2 separate regions of the Homo sapiens genome follow, and region 2 is linked to region 1. Evidence: chromatin loops called from intact Hi-C (ENCODE). Cell type or tissue: endothelial cell of umbilical vein. All regions are shown on one strand. Links, peaks and the distances in the headings refer to the core of each region. The heading gives the core; the rest is flanking DNA. Region 1 overlaps NOX4 (NADPH oxidase 4). Region 2 overlaps NOX4 (NADPH oxidase 4).

Evidence for each region. Hi-C counts contacts between places; a loop is a spot of excess contacts. Peaks named below come from ENCODE experiments on the same cell type or tissue, not always from the same donor. Only the 100,000 strongest peaks of a DNase experiment are listed, where the experiment ranks them.
Region 2: it touches region 1 in a loop (10-fold over the local background); 10 of 110 quality-filtered maps call a loop at or near these places.

The regions. Positions count from the first base shown.
Region 1 is chr11:89,328,623-89,337,865 of GRCh38, forward strand. It overlaps NOX4 (NADPH oxidase 4), which reads right to left. Exons shown (of 18, transcript NM_016931.5): 16 at 8,825-8,893; 17 at 7,223-7,323. Among named protein-coding and RNA genes, the nearest start is that of TYR, 160 kb to the left of the region's middle. In endothelial cell of umbilical vein, for the core only: a CTCF peak has its summit at 5,272 (motif pointing right); a DNase peak (open chromatin) is centred at 5,279; H3K27ac peaks cover 511 bases.
Region 2 is chr11:89,402,021-89,411,263 of GRCh38, forward strand. NOX4 (NADPH oxidase 4) reads right to left here. Exons shown (of 18, transcript NM_016931.5): 9 at 306-522. Among named protein-coding and RNA genes, the nearest start is that of NOX4, 85 kb to the right of the region's middle. In endothelial cell of umbilical vein, for the core only: no CTCF peak of the experiment used is centred there; a DNase peak (open chromatin) is centred at 3,721.

The DNA of each region.
Region 1 (9,243 bases), core at 4,311-6,810:
CAAAAAGCAAGAAAGTATGAACTATAACTAAGAGTGTTATGGGCTGAAGTCTGCCCATCCAAAGCCCGTAGGTTGAAGTTCTAATCCTCAGTGCTTCAGGATGTGACTGCATTTGGAGATAAGGCTTTAAAGGAGGCAATTTAAGTTAAAATGAAGGTACTAGGGTAGGCCCTAATCCAATCTGAATGGTGTACTTATAAGAAGTAATTTGAACACAAAAAGAGACACCAGGGAAGTGCATGCACAGAGAAAAAGCCACCTGAAGAGGCATCAAGAACATAGCCATCTGCAAGTCAAGGAGAGAGATCTCAGGAAACCAGTCCTGCCTGCATTTTGACCTTAAACTTCCAGCCCCCAGAACTATGAAAAAATAAATTGCTGTTGTTTAATCCACCAGTCTGTGGTATATTGCTATGGTAGCCCTAGCAAACTAATACAAGGAGAAAGGGCATTCAACAGAAACAGGCTCAGAATGATAGAGATGACAGACGTGGTCATTGAAGCAGTGATGATACACAGGCTTCATATATTTAAAGAAAAGCATAATCATGATGAGATGATAAATGGAATATTTTTTAAGGCCCAAACATAAATTCTAGAGATGGAATGCAATATTTGAAATGATAAATATACTAGATGAGTTAATAAAAGAACAGGCATTGCTGAAGAAAAAGTAAACTTGAAGAAAAAGCATTAGAAATTATCCAAATTGAAGCCCACAGAGAAAAAAACTGAAAAAAAAAAAAAAAAAAAGAACAGAGCATAAGTGGCCTGTGGGACAATACCAACTAGTCAAAACAACTAGTCAAAAATACATGTAACTGCAGTCCAACATGAGAGAAGACCAAGGGAGAAGAAAAAAAAAAAATAAAAGATCTCATTAAATCTCAAGGAGAATAAACACAAAGGAAACTATACCTAGGCAATTGATAATAAAATACTAAAAACGAGTGACAAAAAGAAAAACATAAAACCAAACAGACTGGGAGAAAAGACACATTACAAATCATCAACAGAAAATATAAGAATGAAATATAAGAATGAAAGTGAACTTTTTGTCATAAACTATGCAAGTCAGAAGGCAATGAAGTGATATCTTCAAAGTACTAAAATATAAATCAAGACATCAACTATTATATAACAAGCAAATTTGATGCCAAACAAAAATATTTTTTCAGAAATGAAGATGGAATAAAAACTGTATACAAACAAAACCTGAAAGAATTGTCAGCAAACCAGCACTATAAAGGACACTAAAGAAAACTACTCAAGAAGTAGGAAAATAAAATTAGATAGAAATTTGAATCAACCAAAGGAAAGAAGGACACCAAAATAGTAAAATCTGTCAGTAAATATAAAATATTTATTTTGTCTAATTTCTAATATTTTTAATATATGCTAGATGTCTAAAACAAAAAATACTAATAATGAGAACTATAACATATGTATATGTAAGATGAATGCAAAAATAGCAAAACGGATGGAAGAAATGGAAGTACATGAAGTGTTACAATATTATTCAAAGTACCAGCCTGGCCAACAGAGTGAGATCCCATTCCTACAAAAAATTTTAAAAATTAGCTAAGCATGGTGGTATGCAACTGTAGTTCCAGCTACTCAGGAAACTGAGGTGGGAAGAGCTCTTGAGCCCAGGAATTCAAGGTTGCAGTGAGTCTAGATCATGTCACTGCACTCTGGCCTGAGCAACAGAGCAATACTCTGTCTCTAAAAAATAAACATAAACATAAACATAAAAAATAAAATAGGCTGTGATAAGCTAATGATGTATACTGTAAACTTAGAACAATGTTTCTTTAATTTTGGCTTCATCAGAATCATTTTAGAGACTTCATAGAACACAAATAGCTAGGTCTCCCCATCCCTAGTTTCTGATTTGGCAGATCTTGGATAGGGCTCAAGAATTTGCTTTTCTAACAAGATTCCAATTGATGCTGGTCCAAGGAATCCAGTTCAGGAACCAACAACCTAAAGCAATTACTAAAAAGAAAAAAAAAAAAAAATACAGAGGCATGGCTAACATTAGAGAAAAAAGTGGAATTATAAAAAAAAATTCAACCCAAATCAAGGTAAAAAAAGAAAATAAAACAAAGAAAGAACAAATAGATAAGTACAAAGCAATGGTGAACTGCTAGATTTAAAGCCAACTGTATTTTCATTAAATTAAATGTAAATGATTTAAACACTGAAAATAAAAAGCTTCAACATAAAGCAAACACTGATGGAACTGTAAAGACAGATAAATTCATAATTATAGTTAATTATTTCAATACTCTGAGTAATTAATACAAGCAGACAGAAATTCAGTAAGCATATTGAAAACTTGAACATCACTATCAACCTATTGGAACTAATTGGCATTTGTAGAATGTTCTATCTAACAATAATGGAATACAAATTCTTTTTAAGTGCATATGGAACATTCACCAAGATTGAACATATCCTGGGCAATAAAACAGGTGTCAATACATTTTAAGGGATTAGAATCACAAGGAGTTCATTTTTAGATCAAATCCCAATTGAACTAGAAATTAAGAACAAAAAGATATCTGGAAAATTTCCTCATTTTTGGAAATTAGACAACATTTTAAAATAACCCATGGGTCAAAGAAAAAACATAAAAAATAAAAAATATTTGAACGAGATGAAAATGAAAACAAATCAAAATGTATAAGTTTTAGCAAAAGTGGTGTTTAGAGGAAAATGTATAGCATTAAACACTTTTATTAAGAAAAACAGTCTGAAATCAATGACCTATGTTTCCATTTTAAGAAACTAGTAAAAATTAAAAAAAGCTAATTAAACCCAAAGTGAGCAAAAGAAATAAAAATATATGAAAATAAATGATGTTATACTTAATAAAATTTAAATTACTATTGAAACATAATGTAGCTTCCATTAAAATGAAAAGAGAATTGAGTCATTTTATTTCTTTGTATAAACTTTCTGTCAACGCCATATGATGGCAATAAGATACCATTATTTTCTTGCTTGGCTTTGACAGGGCAATTATAGAGTTAGTTTGGCAAGTCTTTCAGATTTCCTAAAGGCCCTTGTTAAATACTTGATAATAAAATCAAGTATTAATTATAAAATAAATAATAATAAAAATCATTATTTTTAAATCACACAGGATGTTATGATTTTTGTGTTTCTTTAACATTTTCTTTTGCAATTATTAACTAGCTTAACTCTCTGATATCCTCTCCGTGTGTGTGCGATTTGAGGATTCCCTAATGTCACTCTCACTAACTTAATGAAATCTTACTTTTTTTTTTTTCTTTTTCGAATTCTACAAGGAATCTTTGCAATTCATTTGTACTAAATTTGCATTAGAATGCTGCAATCCAACAATTATCTGGAGACCTGTCTACTAGACCTTTGATGGAATGAGTGGAGGTAGATTCGGGTACTAAGAAAATGTGGTTTGGGGGTAGACATTAGAAACTAGTTCTATAAATGTTCATACTTGCTTTTTCATGTAGATTTGTAAACGCAGGATCTTACATAATGAGAACTTAATCACCCCGGAGAGCTTATTCACTCGTTGTATTACAGATCCAGGAGAAGTCACTTGACTCAGGGTCACAGGAGTAAATGTGAGAGACTAAACCTAGTTATTCTTAAATTGTATTGTTTGAAAACACTACAAGGCAGTAAAATAAAGATATAATCTCAAAGATTTCACCCAATCCCAGAGTAGTAATTCTCTACTCAAAAAGCCAAACAAAGTTCAAATTTTCTTTCTCTCTTTGCATCATGAATAAACTTCACAGCTCAAAACAGGATATACATTTTAATTACAAACAATAGGAAACCAAGTTTGGGTTAGATATAATAAATAATTTTCTAATAGTTTATTAAATACTAAATGGTTTACAATGTAATATTTAGAATATCTCTATTTCAAAATAATTAGTTATTAATTCTTTTAGTGTTACAGTTAACATTCTGCTACAGCATTCATAGTAAACATGGGAATTTCTTGCAGCACCTCCCTACCTCCCATCTAAGGGGAACATGGTAAAATAAGATTGCCACTCTTTATCTGTGACAAGCTGACTATGCCCTGCTGTAAAGCACAATGAACTTGCAGTCAGGAGACTTGTGTTCATATCTGCATTCTGGCTCATTAACCATGGCTTTTGATAAATCATTATATTTTGAGGTCCTAGCTTCTTCATTTGTAAAATAAAAATGAAGGCAGGTTGACTCCCAAAGCTCCTTCACTTTCCATGATCATATAATACCATCATATAATTCAATTTCTGAATTTAAAAAAAGCAACAAAAGAAAGGAATGACTGTCACACACATGTGGAAAGTAAATTAATTCTGACTTTTAGTTTTTGTAGAGCAGTACCTAAATGTGTATACCTGTTGAGCCAGCAATTCCAACTCAAAGATCTTAATCTACTGCAATACTCTCACATGAGAAAGTATGTACAAAGATAATTACCACAGCACTATTTTTAACTGTAAAGAAATATAAGTTATCTAAATATAAAGAATTAGGGTAGTAGGAGTCATGTTATTCATACTCTAGAATACTTTGAGGTACAATTATACAGAAATTGTCCATGATCAAAAGAAGCACATCATTAAAAAGTTAGCTCGTTCTTCCTAGCAAAGCCAAGAAAAAAATAAAACAACAAAAACAACAAAGTAAGCTGAAGAATTACTTGTCATAGATTCAATTTTTGTTAAAAAACTAAGGTTTTGATTTTAAATATATATCACACACACACACATACAAACATATGTTTACATATACTTTCATAAGTACACATACACACTCTCACACAAACTTACAAAAGCTTCTGTAAGAATACATAACGAAGAGTTACCAGTCATTACCTCTGGGCCAGAAGGGTTTAATGCAATTTAAATTTGTATTCTACATAGTATACTAACCTAATGCCTACTGGTTTAATAAGTAATCACTTTCTGAAAGATAAAAACTGTTGCCCAACCCATGATATTTTAAAATCTTAACTTATATGCCTGTCTTCCCTACTGTTATCTCTATATGTTTTCAGCAATTTGTGTGCATGAGGTTAATCAAAATGCTACATTGTAAATGAAACCATCCATTTACACAGTGCCTTTGTCCAGTTAATGAGACCTGAAGAATGTTGATCCATTCTTTTCCTAAGTATGCTACATAAAAATCCTTCAGAAAATGTAAACACATTTCAGGCACCTGCCTGAGAACCAATACACAAAGTCAAAGTGTTGTACAAAATGTCAACAGCAGATGGTGCACATTTGCTCTTCTTAAACCAGTTTTCCATTGTTTCCAGAAAAAGAACAAACTACCAAATATATACACACACACACAAATCGCTCTAAAACACAAACAGCCTAACAAATGAGACTTCTTGAGAACTAACTGTAGGAACCAACAGCCTCAATCTATTTCCCTGTAAATAATCTGCTCTTTAGGGATTTGGTTTCTGAATTCAGCCAAAGAACTATCAGTTTTCAGCAATATACAGTGAAAATCAACAAAAAAATTCTTGTCAGAAGTCAGTAAATGGCACTAAAGAGGAACATGTCTGCAATGCATAGCAAGAGACAGATGAGTATGACAAGATTATCACATCTAAGATGGGTGATACTGGAGAAAGATGGGAAAGGAAGATAGCCAAAAGTGGGTTGAAATCATTTTTTTCTAAATTTCAACTCTGAATATTACAAAAAAGTTCTGCTTTGTAAATCATGCTTACATCTTCATCCCAAAACTACTTCATCAAGGGAAGGGTAATACTACAAAAGTGTTTTAAACATGACTGTAATCTGAATCACATGGGTAACGTTATTCCTTCATAAATTTTGCTTCCCAGCCTCCATTCTGTAACTTCTAAAACAAAATCTTTGAAGGTAGAGATAGGGATCATCTTGAATCAGTGATTTCTTCAATAAATAATATTCATCCATGATTTCCTAAATTGGATTTTTTAAAAAATATCCATTTAATAAGCTGGCCTGTACATTTATAATCAAATATCCTTTTGATGTTTATAAAAATATATTTTAAAAATTATGAAGTGTTCAACTATATAAAGTAATTGAAATGATAACTCAAGCCAGAAGTAAAAATTAACACTAGAGTCTTATGATTACAGGCAATTTTAAAATGAAATATTTAATTTATGTTCATTCTTTTTGCAGAAGTATGATTAGGATTAGGTTAGCAATAAAAATATGATTAGTTCAAATGTAAAAATAAATTGAATTTTAATAAAATTATATGGGTTAATGGGACAGAAATACAACTTAAATGAAAGAAAAAGAATGATGTAAAACATCCAACTGCTAAAAGAAGAGTTTATGTATTTTTGTAATAAATGACAGTATCATCTAGCTGTATTTATATTCCAGTGGATATGTTTAAAGAAATTATGTTAATTACAAAATGTCAATATCTGCAATATGTTAGAAATCACATCTTTTACAACTGTGTAAACTTATGATGAAACTATTTAGATGTAAACCTAAAAATACGTGAGTGGTTATATAGTTTTCAAAATCTTCTTAGAATTCTTATAGATCAGTGCTCTGCACTATGATAAATTTACAAAAGACAAATGGGCTGGCTGGTCTGTGCCCTGAAATGGAAGCTTTCCTTCTTAGTAATTTCTTCAGATCATAGACACGTAGTCCATAAGAACAAGATTCTTTATAAAATTATAGTTTCTAAATAATATTTTTGGAAATATTCTAGGTTTAAAGACTGCATATTACAATGCAGAGAGTTTTTTGAAAAACAAACAAAAAACATTCATTCTGGTAAAAAAAGGTACAAAAAATGTGATTTTTAAATGAATTCATTGTTAGAACTAATTGTAAAATTCTTTGTTTGGAAACATGATTTTGAAAACTTTTCCTAGGATCACCTGATATATGCTGTGGGAGCGAATACCCATTTTTAATATAGGCCTATACAAATTTATAATCAGATAGGAGAGTTTAGCTCATAAATACACTGTAGACTATTTCTAAGCCAAACTTTAATTATTTGGAATTACAAAAATGTAGGACGATACCTGCCTTACTTCTTCCTTTGATAGTGAAAGAGTGTTTCAGTGAATTTGTCATTGGTAAACTCATTGCCAATTCATTTTCAAACTTCATGTAATTATTTGAAAATATTTTAATTATTTTATTAGCCACATATCAAATTTTTGAGGTATAGTACTTACCCTCTGTTATATTTTGCTATTTCATCAAACAAAAGTTTCCACCGAGGACGTCCTATAAACAGTCTTGAATTCAGTGCATGATATTTTTCTCCAATTATCTTCTGCCAAAAAGAAAGCACTACATTATTCGATATTTAGTTAAGTAAACCAGTTCTCTAACATCATTTCTGCTGGTGCTGCGGCTTCCCACCAAATTGCTGTGATATAAAGAATGTAAGTATCAAATGGCAACCTATCACGTACAATTATTTCAAAATATCATTTCCTTTCTTCTTTCTTTTAAAATTCATTATCTCCTTGAATTCCATTTGTTTGTTTTTAAACAAACAAACAAAATCTATTCTGGTAAAAAGGTAGAAAAATTTGATTTTTAAATGAATCAATTGTTAGAACTAATCTCCTTGAATGCCATTCTGACAAATGGCTAATTTTCTTAGACTTCAGTTAGTTGTTTCATCTTTAAAGAACTGCAGTGTAAGACAAAGAATGAATTCTAATTGGTCAATCTCAAAAAGGCTCAGCACATAGACTTCAACATTGAAGTATTTTGGCACCACAAATACAGTTGTCATATTTGGCTCATTATATAAGTAAAATACTACAAATTGTCATCGTAAATTTGGGGAAATAATCCTAGACAAGACAGCTCAAGACAGCAAAACTCCAAAATTGGGTCTATCAACAAATGGCTGTGAACAGGCTCCTGTTTGCAATTAACAGAGCATTAGATCTAAATCAATGTGAAGAGTCAGAGTGAACTGCGGAGAAAGGAGGAAGTATCTGAGTCCCAGGCAGGCAAACTGAGAACCAGATGCAAATTATGCTTCATACCTTAATTATCGCAATACCAGGAGGAAAAGTGATATTGACTTACTTCGTGAGACTGGTAAAATGAAATACTATTTACATACCAAGTAGGGTAGAAATACGACTGGAAAACTTAGAGTTAGATTAGTTTTGAGGTAACTGAAAACATTCAAATGTTGTATTCCAAGTATTGTGAAAATGTATGACAAAAAGTACTAAAATAAAATTTGTGAATGCATTCATGCCTAGATTTATACACCAGTCCAGCTCTTCAATGTTGTCTTCAAATATTAGTTTCATCACTTGCAAAATGGGAATAACATTTACTGCTTGACTCTGTTTTAATTACATAAACTAATATATGTGAAATTATTAGCATAGTTCCTAGAACAGTAAATAAATAATGCATGATGGCTATCATTATTTTTTAGTTTTCTTTGTCTAGAAATAAGCTTAACTGTATACGAACTCATCTTCTCTCTCCACATAAAACATTCCCTCAATAAAAAGAAATCATAAGGCTGTTCATGTGTAGTCTGAATTTTAGAAGAACTTGAGGCGATAGTGAAGAGGGGAGGGGCAGACTCAAAAGCTCCCTGTGAGAAGGACAAATGGAAGGCATAATGTGGTTGACTTCAAGGACAAGCTATGACTTTCCTGGACATATTCCAAAGGAGGCTTTCCTCTAGGAAACTTCTGTTCGAACCACCTGCAGGAATTTTCTTCCACCACAGCTCCTACAGTAAATCTATTATCAAGAGGCTTGTTTAATTTACGATAACATCAACCACATACCTGTATCCCATCTGTTTGACTGAGGTACAGCTGGATGTTGACATAGTCAGGTCTGTTCTCTTGCCAAAACTGAGAGGACAGAAAAAGGAATAGACTTATTACAATTCTGTGGGTATACTCAGATTTTCTCCTATTCTAACATACTTGATTCTAGAATTTAACACAACCTAGCTTATCATAGTCAATATCTATAAGAAAATGAATACACACACACATACATACACAGAAATATATATAACAGATTCTAACGTTAATAATCTGGCCTCTTGGTATTAATTAGTTCTGATGGTGGTAGTGGTAGGGAATAATTTTCTGTTATCTTTATAGATACAAAATTTAGCATGCTGAATGCTGTACAAATATTAGTCCTTCTGAAATACTCCTTATTTTATTCCTTAAGAGTCTCAAAATTGTACCAG
Region 2 (9,243 bases), core at 2,588-5,087, 72 kb after region 1:
ATCAGCTTTTCTCAAATGATGGGAAAAAATATTTGTCATCTCTTGGCTGCAAGCACCAATGCTGTTGTATGCAAAGGTCATATGGTCAGTTAAGTAGAAATGTTATATATCCTCTAATATCATAGACCTTTTGCATTGAACTCTCAGGTACCTGTAATGGAATAATAGGTACTAACTTACTGTTGAAACATCCTGAAATATCCTATTATGCATGAATATATAGCTTGAAAAACACATTTATATGTGATGTTGATCAGTCAAATGGAAACAAACTTTGTGGAGATCAAACACAAAATTAATCTGACCTGTGGAAAATTAGCTTGGAATCTGGGCTCTTCCATACAAATCTTCACAAATTTGTGCTGGGTAAACTCTGCCGGTTTTGAAAATCCTTCAGGGAAAGGTTCATGAAAATGTTCTGAGAAATACTCTGGTAAGGAAATATTCTGAGAGCTGGTTCGGTTAAGACTGATGCAGCCGGGAGGGTGGGTATCTAAATTAGTTTGATACTTCAGCAGCCCTCTAAAATTACATTTAAAACAAACAAACAGAGAAATGAAAAGATTTGAGATCAGGGGACACGGTAAAAGAAAATAATGTTTTTGTTTTTGTTTTTGTTTGCTAACTTTACACAGCATTTATCCAAAAAGTGTTCCTTATGTATTATGTTTAGGAGAAATTGAAAAATCTTAAAAAATTTTGAGAAATTCTTATCTATAGAACTAAAACAAAAATTTTGGCACTCCAAACAAATGCTATAAATATGTGGTAGAGAAGAATACATGCAATCTCTCCAGGCATTATTGAATTTGATGGCCTTTACTTCAAGACTATTAGGCATTCATACAATCACATACAAGTTTTCACTTCAATAAACAGTATAATGAGGAATATTTTGCTAGATATCCAAACATAAGGGAAAAATACAGGGAATATATTTAACTTGGCCAAGCCTGGATAAAACAAGCCTTGCTGATTTGCAGAGAAATGTTAAACAGAAATAACTGGAACTGGAAGTTTGTCTCTCCTATGGTCTGAAAACAATGTATATACAGCAATCAGTCCCTAAATCTGTTTACTTTTCAATTTCTCCATAGACAGAACCACATAAAAAGTTCAAAATAATAAATCAGGCAGGAGAGCCCACACCATAAAAATCTCATTCTGATTATTTCTTATTTTGTGAGAAACCAAGACAAACCATTCAACTTTCTGTGTCCTGCCTTTCTTGTCAAGAAGTGGTTAACATCTACCTAGTAGGGATAATCCATAAAATGACAGATTGTACATAGCATCAACAAGGTCACTGCTGCATAAGCAAGTATTGCATGACAAAGTAAGATTTGGAAATGCTTGAAAATTTTGCAGTATATTTTATTATTTTAAAGAATACTAAGGAAAAATTTATTTCCAAGATTATCTGTTTTTGGTTGGTTTACAGTACATGCTTTTTAAATTATCTTTCATGCTCTCAAATACTTAATTTTAGTAGTTTAATTGCCTGAGGTCAGGAGTTCGAGACCAGCCTGACCAACAGGGAGAAGCCCCGTCTCTACTAAAAAACATACAAAATTAGCCAGGTGTGGTGGTGCATGCCTGTAATCCCAGCTACTTGGGAGGCTGAGGCAGGAGAATTGCTTGAACCCGGGAGGCGGAGGTTGCGGTGACCCTGAGATCACACCATTGCACTCCAGCCTGGACAATAAGAGCGAAACTCCGTCTCAAAAATAAATAAATAACAGCTATGATGCTTTTACAAAAATAATATTTTTAAACAAAACTGTATAATGATACTAAGAGATCCATATATGAAGGTTAGGAAAGCAATGACCAGGCCAGTCTCTGGTTGTATTCACCATCTCCTCATCCTGATCACTTTCCTTTCTTCCCTCTTTGCTTATGCTCACTTCCTTTTTTAAATTTTATTTTCTTCCTTAAAACTAGTCATCATGAAGTCATTAGGGAGCATTCAGTACATGTCAGGGGCATGCATTACATGACATCATAGTAGACCACACACAAACATACATTTTTTTTAAAGTAATACAGTAGATATAGCCTATGTATGAGATAAATTGATAAATATTATACAAAATTGAGCCAAATTTTTGTCACTAATCATTTATAAGTTTCTAGTCACCCAATACAATTGCTGGGATATTATACTTAGACAACCTAGGAATTTGATTCAGCTTTCTTTACATTAATAATTTACCCAAACCTTTTGCTCCTATTGGCCATCGGAAGGATAGTGACTGATAGCTAAGTAGGTAGAAAACCCCAAGCATTTATTCTACTGGCCAAAAGTTGAACAGACATGAGCATAATGCACTTAGCACTACTCCAATGGTTCTTCAGACTTCAACAGAGTCAAATCCGCCTCCTAACACTCCAGAAACTCATGATCTAGTTTGGAAGATATCTTCAAAGAAGCTGAACATAAATCAGACTACAGATAGTAACTGGGGTAGTGTTTTAATAATAGCTTAGTAATGTATGGAAAACACCAGGTCTAGCCCAGGGAAATGTATATGCATTTTACATTATCCTCACAAAAACTGCATGAACTAGGATCATTATTCCCATTTTAAAATTTAAAAACAAAAATATTTTAAAAGATGAAATAATACCCCAGTGTCACACAGTTGATAAGTAGCAGGGCCAAGATTTGAATTCAGATCTGATTCAAATTCTATGCTCTTCACCTCTCATGATATATCACATTAGTTCACTGAATCCTCACAACATAACTCTGAGAAATGTAAGGAAGGGGGAAGATTAATGCTTGCTAAGAAAGTATCATATCAGTAATTTTTAGAACATCTATTTCTCATTTAAACTTCAAAACAAAATAATCATACAAGGTAAGTGTTTTTATTTATATTACACAGATGAGAAACCTAAGGCTTTCATTCAGGTAAGAGATTAACTAAGTATAGTCAAAGCATAGGGTTCAGAAACCTACCTAGCTCACTCTATGCCCCTATGTCACGCAAAGCAAATCAGATGGTTAAATAGGTAGGCATTGTAAAAGGGGTTCAAAATAAACAAAAGTCAGATTGTGTGTGTGTGTGTGTGTGTGTGTGTGTGTGTGTTGGAATGGGGCTGCTTATAATTTAGGGTCTTAATACCAGGCAAATAAATGTCGTTAATCCCTTCTCCTGTCATAACATTCAAGTGGACATAACTCTACCATGCTCTAGGTCCTTAGAGTAGTGAATGTTGTTACTATACAGTAAAGTTCTTCAGGCCAGCCCAATCAAACATTTGTGCTGTTCTTGGCACATAAAGTGGCACGTATTATTCTAAAATTCCTTTTAATTTTGAGAGCTTTGTATTATGTTCAGCTACACTCAAGCTAAATAGCATAGGCCATCTCTGTCCTAAAACCCCATTAAAACTGTCCTTACTTTGTCTTCTTTTTTTACTTTCAGATTTCAAGCTTTATTTCAAGACTATAGTAATAAAAACAATATGGTATATGCCTAAAAACACAAAAAACAAACAGAATAGAGAGCTCAGATTACTTTGTCTTAGTTGTAACTCTTGCCACCAAAGAAATATGGATAAGATCTAAAGACAGACAATGATAAAATCATTCATCAAAAAAAAAAAAACTCAAGTATGACATCCCAGGTCATTTGGCTGTAATTAGGTGGTGAAGGTACTGAAAGTTCACTGGAAGGCAGGTTTTTAACTCAGTATTGAAAGGCCACCTACTGGTTAAAAAAGAAAAAAAAAAAAAAACTTGCATGGTAAAGATTAGTGGCCTTAGATTGGGAGTACTTAAGTATCTCCCAACACAATAATGTCAGTCTGCAGAGCTGGGACTGAAAGCCCAGTTAGTCTGATTCCAAAGTCTGTGCTCCTTCCTCTGTACCAGGCCTATTCCCCTTGCAAAATATCCACACTACTTTATGGACAATCTTTAAATTGAAGACCAATGTATACATTGAGCAAAATTTGATGGCTTTATATGGCTATAGACTTAGAAACGGAGGGAGCATGTTTTATCAAACCAATACTTTTATGTGTTATTTTTCAAGCTCAATTGAATGCAATAACTTACTTTTTCATTGTATGAGTAAAGAGTAAAAGTGCTCATTTCTTTGGTATTAGTGCAGAATTTCTTAGAATTCTTATATTTGAAGGCCATTATAACAATCTTTTTCTAAAGAATATTGAAAAGGAATGTAGACTAGATATTAAGGATATTTGGATTGATAGACAAAATCTGATATTATCTCCCTAATCCATTTACTTCACTGTGGCCACATTTATTAAAATTTGAGGCACATGTTCTATATGATTTTTATGGTGTTTTAAATTCCTGGTACCTTTATTTATTTTAGATGCATGCCTTTCTTTAAAGTAGAATGAAATCTTCTCAAATGTAACAGAACCCACTTAAGATAACACAAAGCTCTGTGTCTATTTGCCAAACAATACTGCCCCTGCTTCTTGCCCCACACCGCCACTGTGATATACCTCATTTAGACATATTATTTTATTAATTTTGGAATCTTATTAGTTTCAATATTATGGTCACTGCCTTCAAAGGCATGCACAGTCTAGAGCAGCACTGTCCAATAGAGCTTTCTGTGATAGTGGAAATGGTCTAAGTCTCTGATGACCAACATAGTAACTATTAGAGAAAAGTGGCTATTGAGCAATTAAATTTGGCTAGTACAGGTGAAGAACTGAATTCTTAATACTATTTCACTTTAATTTAAATTGAATAGCCACAGCACAGATATAATGGGTCAAATCAAACATAGAACCAAAAATGATAATTAAAAAGGGCAAAATTATTAATGCCATATAAACATATGATAACCTCTTGAGAGTAGAGATGGGTAATGAACTTTGATTATAAAATTCCAGAAAGGCTTCACAGAGAAGAAGGCAGCTGAAGGATGTAGAGATTCCAGGGGTTAGAGAATAGGAGAATGGCATTCCAATATGAGGAAGCCATATGCACAAAGGTACTTGGTTTATTCCTGAATAAGTAGAAGGGATCATGTCTTATGCATTTATCCCTTATACATTCATACTCACTGCCAAACCTCTGCATCCCTCTAATACTTTTCTTGCACATAATAGATCTCTAATGCATTTCTAGTGAATTGATTTTAAAAGCAAACAATAAACACATAATTTGTTTTAATATAGCAAATCATGTAGGAATCAAAAAGACAGCATTCTTGTATGTATTGTTGTAGCTTTCATAAACAAATGCTAAATAATTTTAAAGCAAAAAACAAGAAGGGAAAAAGACATTAGTGAATGGTAAACAGAGAGTCTTGCCAAGTTATAATGACATGGTGAGGGATGAGGAAAGGAGGTGCACAGACTATGTGGAAATATAAGTGTTTATTATTAATGTTTTAAGTTTCATTATATGATGTTCCAAGGAGAAATTTTGAAGTATCTGTGGAATGTCTAGTGTTCTCCTATCATGAGAAATAAAGGATTTTATGGAGTTTCAAAATTGTTTCTGCATTCAAAAGGATCTTAACATGTGCTATCAAACTTTCAACCATGTTTCAAAGTTGTAGGTTTCTTTTTTTTCCCTTGTTTCCCTCAAGAGGCATTATAATTATACTATCTTGGTGTTTTTGTTGTTTGTTTTGCTTTCTGTTTGTTTCTTTCTTTTTAATACCCGGCTGTGACAAAGTCTTATAAAATAATATAATACATTAAATGAATCCTACTAAGTAATAACAGGATTTTATGGTAATCAAAACATGATTTTATGGCAAAAGATAAATATTACAAAATACCACACCTGACAAAAGGACAATGCCAGAATCATCCCTACTTTAATTTCATGTTAAAAATATCCCACAAATGAGTGTCACTTATGTGACCTTTATATTTGTGGTATTTTAATCTATCTTGAAGGAGGAGAAAAAAATTCTTATCCCTTAGGAACCTACTTTTTTTCCTAATATTTTATAATATGATTTTTTTTCTTTATGGTAAAAATATATCTTGATTCTGACAGTTATTTTTATTTTGCTTCAAGTACAAAGAAAAAGAGTTTAATTCAAACAATAAAACCAAATTGTGTATTTTAAAATTTATTGCAGTTCTCTAACTTCTGTAGAATCCACCAGAATGTGCACTTCTTAAAGTCAAGGGTTTATCCTGCTCCACTGCTATTTTTCTACTGCCTAAAATAGTGCTTATGACTTATAATAAGTGCTCAATAAATATTCATTGATTAACTTAGTGACCAGAAGTATATAAACAACTTTTGTTGTGATTGTTGTTGAAACACTTGACTGGGGAGTCATCTGGTTTTAACAGATATTCGACCTCATTTTCAACCTTCAAAAAGGAGGTCTATATTTTAGCAAATGGCATGTAGTAACATGACAGTTATTAAGTAACAGACAGTAACATTAAGTAACAGACAGTTATCAAGAGAGTAAAGTCTACTTGCTAGGTGCATTTAGAAGTAGAGTGCTTTCCTAAACTACAGATCCAGTGTGCCTCAGGAAATCCTAAGTATCTGGGTACCCACCCTACCAAAGCTTTTACTCCCACCCCTACTTTGTTTTTCTGGCCTAACAGAGTTCTTGCCTCTGCATTCTTTCCTGGCTCTTGCCTTTGATAGCTAAGAGTACTGTCATCTGCAGCTTAACCACAGCAGGAATTGTGTCTAGCTCTTACTGGTGGGGTGGTCCAAGCTTACAAGATAGGAATAACATCATGTGTTTGTAATCTGTGCAGGTGCACCGGACCTTGCTCTTTAGAAAGACCCTGCTATTGGTTTACTGCTCTGTTGTCATTATCTCCAAACGCTTAATAATTTTTTGATCAAAGAATCCCACATTTCATTTTGCAGTGGGCCCTGCAAATTAGGTAGCTGATTCTGCCACAATCTCTGTGCAGCTGACTAATGTATAGCCTAGGGTCTTAAGGGCTTAGGATCAACATTTACAACTTCCTTGAGTACCTGAAGTAAAATAGGTCATTTCCCTAAGTTTCCTTAACTGAAAAAGAGAAATAGTACCTGTTCCTCTGTACTTCACGGGTATAAAAAGGGAAGAGCTTTGACCCCTTGCAAAGAAAAAAAAAGGTAAGCATCCATTACTTCTTAGTATTTCCTCAGCTTTCATGCTTCACTAAAATGACAGTGGAGGATAAAATATTTATTTCATGTTTCAGAAAGTACTATACTGAAAATGTTTCTTAAATAAATACAGTGCTTTTTCCTCCTCCTTTCCCCCAACTTTCTCATCTTGTAATACCAGCTGTGAACACTGGCTAATATAAAAAAGTTCCCTGCAGAAAAACTGAGATAAAAATTATGTGAAAAAGTATTTGGTCTATCTCCAAAACTGGGGAAAAAATAAACTCGCAGTTTGGAAGTTTAAGAAAATCCATTAATATATACAACTTACAGCATAAATGACTTCATGTACATAAAAATGTTCTGTATATACTATATGTATATAAGCAGACATATATACATACAAGCTATAGAAATGTAAGGCATCGTTAATGGGGTAAATATCACATGACCTCAATCCCTACTGCCAACTGGCTTACAGCATAAAATATCAACAAATGTGAATAAACCATAAGATCTTAGTCCATAATTACTATAGAGAAATACTACTTTTTACATAAAATTTAAAAATCCAATGAATAAAAAGTTGGAAGTTGGCAAACAAAATTGGAAGTTGGCAAACAAAAGATATAAAGTTAAAAAAACTTTATATCTTAAAGATCATAGTTATATAGGACATTGTATTTATTAACATATTGAAAATATGTAAATATTATGGAGGAGAAGAATTTGGATTCCATCTAAGAGAGATCTAATTATTCAATAATATTTTTCACCCCATATATTTAAGTGAAAAATTGAAGAACTAAAAAGTGAAATAAAACAAATCAGGAGAGCTGGGTCTGAGCATGCTGGATCATGCCTGTAAACCCAGCACTTAGGGGCTGAGCTGGGAGGATTACTTGAGGCCAGACTTTTGAGACCAGCCTGAGCAACACAGAAAGACCATGTCTCAAAAAATAAAATAAAATAAAATAAAATAAGAGGCATGGGTTTTCTTTTCTTTCAGATTTTTTAGCCACAGAAATGCATAAAGACCCCGAACAAAAATGTGCCAGTCTACAATATAATCAAAATAGTTAAGATTTAAAAGCTAATTCCTTTGGCGTGGGAATCAATATACTAGTTGCCATAATAACTAATTACCTAGATAAGACTAAATATAAATGATAGTTACAAAATGACAGTCCAAGTTATAGTTAAACAAATTTAGAGATTATCCTTTATTGTCATCTGTAATGCCTTGATACTTGAGGAAAATTGGAAGAGCCTAGAAGGACAACACATTCCTAGCTTAAACTAATTAATGCAATTCAGCTTCATCCAGTAAATACTGAGTGAGTGATATGTGAAAGGGATTCCCTGCATAAAGATGGGAAATAAACACTCCTATCCCCAGAACCACTATAGTTTACCTAGAATATGGCACAATGTTCTATTTTATTTTTCTTTTTTGGGTTGGAACTCGCAGATACATAAGGAGGTTAGGGAGAAGAGAACTCAGTGTTGCCCTGTCACAATGAAAAGCAACACCAGGAGGAACTCAGCCAGAGCCCACAGAGGGAGCATTTAGACCCAGTACTAGCCAAAAAGGAATTGCCCATTCTAGCAGTCAAAACCTAAGTCTCAGCAAGCCTTGCCATTTTGGGCTAAAGTGCTCTGGGATTGTAAATAAACTTGAAAGGCAGTCTAGGTTTAAAGGACTGAAATTCCCTGCAAGTCCTGGTGCTGTGCAGGGCTCACAGCCAGTGATGTGGGTGGCACACGCCCCAGTGAGACACTAGCCAGAGCAGCCAAGAGAGTGCTTGCACCACCTCTCTACCAAGCTCAGGCAACACAGCTCACAGTTCTGGGAGAGACCTCTTCCTTCTGCTTGAAGAGAGGAGAGGGATGAATAAAGAGGACTTTGTCCTGCCTCTGGGATGCCAGCTCAGCCACAGTAGGATAGGGCCCTGGGCAGAGGCCTGAGGCCCTGATTCCAGGCACTAACTGTCAAATGACATTTCTAGACACACCCTGGGCAAGCAAGAAACTTGCTGCCTTGAAGAGAAGGACCCAGTCCTGGCAAGATTAATCATCTTCTGACTAAAGAGCCATTGGCCCTTGAATAACCAGCAGTGGTACCCACGCAGTACTCGCCATGGGCCTTGGGTGAGACTGAG